Regions from separate parts of the Mus musculus genome. Here region 1 is linked to region 2. The links are chromatin contacts, found by Hi-C or POLR2A ChIA-PET in ENCODE. All regions are on one chromosome and are shown on one strand. The core of a region is the stretch at or near the end of the contact, and the rest is flanking DNA. Distances in the headings are between cores, read along the strand shown.

Region 1 (2,700 bases), core at 55-2,554, 33 kb before region 2:
ATACACATACGTATATAAGAATTAGCCTTTTATAGGTGTTTTACTGAGAGACCAGGTCACCAGCAGTAACGGAGAAGACTCGTTTCAGACAGCTATGCTAAATCCTGTTCTCTTGGCCTCGATGTCTCTCACACACACCCAAGGGAGGCAGCATCGACACCCTGGTCCCCACAGGGAACCAGCATCTCCTACAACTAACTTCACTTCTCACAGTTAGAAGGGCTTTTCGTCATTGGTGTGATGCTGACCCTCTGTAGCCCTCATTAATAAACCCACTGTCAAGATCCTGTTGATGACATTGGCCACTGTGTCATGTAGCGCCCTTTCTGTGAGAATGAGAGGAAGAACCCCCCTTGCCCCTGGCTTTGGTCCTTGAGAACCATGTTTCTTTTGGCCCGCTGGCCTGTGTTTTGTATCGCAGACTCCAAGTTCATCTAACTGGGTGTGTTTTCCTCTCTGTAGTGCCTGCTTGAAAGCTCAAAGCCAAATGCATATTCCACTATAGGAAATGTAGATACCTCTTCGGGGCACAAATTCCTTAGTTGTGGCCCTCTTCCCAACTTATTAATCCTTTTTAATTTTTATTTGTTGTTGTAATTTCCCTTTCTGGTCTCTTTCAACTAACCTTTTATAGATCACTACAAGTCTTATTCTTTCTTGAACTAGTTTGGATATAAATAAGTGAATTGCAGTGCCCCTGGATAGAAAACACCACCCCACGCCATGGATTCATAGTGATGTCTGTACTTAAATCACTCCTCTGATTGGTCTCATCTCCCTTCTGCAGCCAAAACTGTAGACATGAAGTCCTAGGAAGAGAAGGGAGTGGACATACCGACCCTCTTCAGCCCCATTAGACTATCTTCTTCCCTGTATCAGTCTCAAAGAGTTCCGTGGTGGGAAAAATGTGTGCAGAGCTCTGTAGGAAAAGGTCCCTGACAGGGACATAGATACTGACAAGCCATATAGCCCGACTGGGGAAGCACTGGTGCTTCTCTTGCGTCATTAAAAAAAAAAGAAGCAGAAACAGCTGTGGGCTGTCCAAAGGAACATAGCTACTGCCTTGTGTATGGCCTTCCCTTTGCATGTCACGTATAGGGGAGTACACAGACAGTGCCTCCGTGTGGCAAAGAGGTGACAGAAGAGCGGGCAACAAGAAAACTAGAGAAGCAGGAAGCCAGGAGAATCGGTAGTGGGGGAAGACTACCCTAGAGATCTACAGCAAACACAAACTAAAGACAAAGAACAGGAGGCGGGGCTAGGAAGGGGAAGGAGGCAGGGCCAGGAAGGGGAAGGGAAACAGAAGTCCTTTCTCTGCCCTGGGTATCCCATTGGAATTGAAATTCACTTCTGCACAGGGCCTTGCACTCTCAACCCAGGATTGTGGGAGACCAGGAATACCACCACCCCCACACATCCTTCCTGTAAGCCACATTCCATGGGAACCATCTTCCAAGACTTCCATGAAGCTCTGACATTGAGCAGAGTGGGAGGTGGGGGTCCCTTCCCTGAAGGCTAAACACTCGAACATCAGCACTCATCAGAAGGCTGTCAAAGCCAGCCAGCAGCACAGAACCCTAAAACATTGCCAGCACTCACTTCCCACACTCCCCAGCATACTGCAGTTTATGTATGAAGAAGTACAGCATATCCATTTTCACCCTCGCAGATGGCTGCAGATGAAGTGAAGAGGTTTAGCCTTCAATTGCCAGCCATTTGTATTCGACATGGTGGCTTGTGAGACCAGCCTTGCTTTGTTGTGTGAGCTTTCACATCTGTCTTAAATCACCCACGCACCGCCGCAGCTCAGGTTATCTCTGGCTACTGATAAATACGAAGCTCCTGCAGTGAAAGGCTAAACCAACACCGCGCACGCGCAGAATCGCTGCCCATAGCACACACTACTTTATGACTCTTGCTTTCTGAATAAAGCCAACCTTTCTTCATTAGCTGAGGCCCATTTCTAAAGAAGAGGAAATGGAAGTCTTGATAAACATCATTAAGCCCTGCAAGGATTAGCATAAACAGGATGCCAGGGAGGAGATTTAATACTATTTAGATGAAATTTGAATTCTAATGCAGCACTCTCGCCCAGCCACTCCTTATAATGGAGCCGCAAGATTTAAAAGCCTAATAATTCTGGGAAGACACTTCATTTCCAGGGGAAGAGTTCTGTAACCTGCCGCCTGCACATCACCTTGTCGGCTGACTACCTGAGACAGGATGAAGGATGATCTGGAACCTTCCACAGAAACTGCTATTTGAGCCCAGGCTTTTAGGTAGCTGGGGATCGAAAACAAAAGGGAAAAAGGGGTGGAAGTAACCCAAAGGAGCACTTGAAACTCAACCTTTGGTCATTCGGCGGGGAGCTCGCAGGCAAGAGAGGTGCTCCTGCAGGGGGCGCTCCTGCAGAGGGTTCTTCATGGCTAAGCACCTTGTGCCTCCTGAGGAGAGCAGTGGAGATTGTAAAGAGCAGGCCTGCGGTGTAAATTCTGGGACCCAGTATAAAATCAAAGAGTACGATTTCTTGTTCATTTCTACTTTCATTTTTCAAAAGGGTTTAGTCATTTTTATCTTAAGTGCATGAGTGTTTTGCCTGCAAGTGTGTCTGTGCGCCACAGTGCATGTCCGGTGTCCACACAGGCCAGAAGAGGGCATCAGAGTCCCTCTAGAACTGGAATTACTGAAGGCCATGAGCTC
Region 2 (2,700 bases), core at 164-2,663:
TCCCCTGGCTTGCTCAGCCTGCTCTCTTATATAACCCAGGACTACCAGCCCAGAGATGGTCCCACCCACAAGGGGCCTTTCCCACTTGATCACTAATTGAGAAAATGCCTTACAATTGGATATCATGGAGGCATTTCCTCAACTGAAGCTCCTTTCTCTGTGATAACTCCAGCTGTGTCAAGTTGACACAAAACTAGCCAGTACACTGATCCTCAACAGTCCACTCAAACATGGACTGTGAACTAAATTAAACTGTCCATGCATGAGGCCTGAGTCCTGGAAGCACACACAGGGACACCCAGAGGTGCCCTCAGTAATCTAGTAGGTATTTCTCAGTCCCGTCAAGGTGACAACTATGATTAACTACAAAAACAGCTCAAGGCTGCCAAATCTCACCTTTGCACTTAGGAGAACCCAGAAGCCTTTGATTGTGGGAAGTCCTACCCTTGTTAAGAACTTGCTGAGTCTGCTTTGTCTCCGTCTTATAAAACACAATTTTGTCAAGTTGGTGTTTTTGTTTTTAACCAGAGGAAGACCAAGGTGTTGGCATTCTGTCTGGATTCCACCCCCACAGTTACCTGGCAACAGCCAGGTAGGCCTGGCCCACTATAAAAGGGGCTGCTTGGCCCCTCCTCTCTCTCTCTCTCTTACTCTTGCCTCTCTCTTTTGCCTCTTGCCTTCTTGTTCCCCATCTCTCTCTATTCCCTTTCCCCCCACCCACTCTCCACGTGTTCATGCTGGTTTCTACTTCTCTACTCTCTCCCTCTCTCTGCCTTTCTCTGCCTCTATTACCCTCATAACTCCCCTCCCCGTGCCCTGAATAAACTCTATTCTATACTATACCGTTGTGTGGCTGGTCCCTCATGGGGAAGGGATGCCTTGGCATGGGCCCCGCTGAGGCCCCCCCTCCCCCCATACCTCACCACACCTCCACAGATTATATCTTAATATTTCTTTATCTTTTTATAATCACAACACAAGGACCTGACTATTTCTCATGCCAGTAGGACTCTCAATTCCACAGCAACTTGGAAATGGCAGCTTCCTGCTATCCATCAGTTTTGAGGAGTTTTGGGATAAACCCAGCAGTGTTTATACCCAGCATCGGATTCAAGGAATAGAAATATCCAACTAGCTCTGCAGCTTCTCAAAGGTCTGAGGGAGCCAGCGGCAAGGGAACTGCTTAGAGGGACTGAGATACTGTTATGATTTTCCCCGTGAATCCCAAGGTCTAGCTGGTCCAGTTTTGGTGAACTAGATCCAATTCTGGGCTCAGCTTGATGCAAAACAGACACCCAGCGGGGAACTTGGACAGACTCTGGCTCAGGAGGGATTTTAAACAGCAGCTCACTCAGCGGGGCTCCAGCTCTGTGGAGCTCGCTAGGAAGGGGTGGAGGGGCCTGCTTTCCCAGGGAAGACAGAAGAACAAGCTGTAATTCCGGTTCAAGGATTTGGGAGCGTAAAACAAACAGCGTCTCCAGTTCCCACATTCCAAAGTCAAGATGTTATGCAGAGATTGAAAATAGGTTGTTCAAGGTGACACTTCAGGCTCTGCGACTGCGGACGAGCCTCTAGAGCTAAAAGTTGTCATCTCTCCTTGAAAATGGGCACAATTGCATGAGGCTTTGCTGTGCGAGCACATTACAGACGTGCCAAATCCATTGATTTCCATGTCCGTGTAATTTCAACATACACATCATTTATGCATTAGACCAATACTACTCCCATTGTGTTTTAAAGAATAAAATAAGGCACAGAAAAACTCTCCTGAAATTACCTACCCAGGACAGAAAACCCTGGCAATTGAATCTCTGTTCTCCTGGCTCTTTGAGGAGGAGGCTGCTCTCCACAGAGTAGCCATGACAACCATACAGAGTAGATTTCTTGGGGTTTTCTGCTGAGACAGGAGCTGGAGTCTTCCACAGAACATGTTAAGTATAATTAGCAGATAATCTCCATAATGAAGACACTGCAGACTGAGACCTGCAAGCTTCCTGATGAATTCAGGATTTACAAAGGGATGGGGAGGAGAAACTACTCATTATGTACCTGAGCCTGCAGACCTGTAAATTCTGAGGTATACCCCACTGAGACACACACACACACCTCCAGGTTCTCACCCAGTGACATGTCTGGGTGCAGCTAGTCCAAAAATTGAGACTTGGGGTGAGAGCCCTGGATTTTTTCCATAGTTCTCAGTCCTTTGAAAAGGTGTCAATTACAATGCACTTGGGCTTCCAATTGCTCCCACATAGTTGACCAATCCTTGGTACAAGGGATTGATAAAGAGGCAACTGAGAATTCAGCATTTCTGGGTCTCCAGCTGCATCTTGCTTCTTCGAAACAAGATGAAAGGCTAAGAACACATTCAAAGGTGGCCACACATGGTCATGGAAGAATTTCAGCCCAGAATGTGCCACAGAGAACGGGCCGACATTGAAAACAATAATACAAGGAATTTTCAAAAACATATGTAGTAAAAAATAAAGAGGAGAGAGAGACCAGCTCTGCCTGATCATGTCAATGGGAAACAGAGGAAAGACAAACAATTCTTCCTTGTATGAACTATGACCATCTCCATCTTGAAATTCTTTGAAATTCCTGTGCTGCTGTGACAAGTGCAGGCTCCCACGTTCCCCACGATGAGTTAGGCAGGACCTGGCTGGAGAAAGTGAAGTCATCGGCCCAGAATTTGTGTCA

The links. A loop is a pair of places that touch in the nucleus more often than their neighbours do. ChIA-PET counts read pairs that join two places held with the same protein, here RNA polymerase II (POLR2A).
Region 1: a loop to region 2 is called in a map of left cerebral cortex, with 4 times the contacts of the local background. The contact joins two enhancer-like sites. A Hi-C loop is called at or near these places in 4 of 37 maps with a recorded cell type or tissue (all left cerebral cortex). POLR2A ChIA-PET finds 5 or more read pairs at or near these places in 1 of 5 experiments (Patski).

What each region holds. Positions count from the first base shown.
Region 1 is chr5:151,055,580-151,058,279 of GRCm38, reverse strand. The region is part of intron 7 of Stard13 (StAR-related lipid transfer (START) domain containing 13); the gene reads left to right. Among named protein-coding and RNA genes, the nearest start is that of Kl, 100 kb to the right of the region's middle. Within about 2 kb of position 1,304, at least 1 of the 3 ENCODE cell types and tissues checked has a DNase peak (open chromatin) inside an H3K27ac peak, as active enhancers do.
Region 2 is chr5:151,022,309-151,025,008 of GRCm38, reverse strand. No RefSeq gene overlaps it. Among named protein-coding and RNA genes, the nearest start is that of Kl, 71 kb to the right of the region's middle. Within about 2 kb of position 1,413, at least 1 of the 3 ENCODE cell types and tissues checked has a DNase peak (open chromatin) inside an H3K27ac peak, as active enhancers do.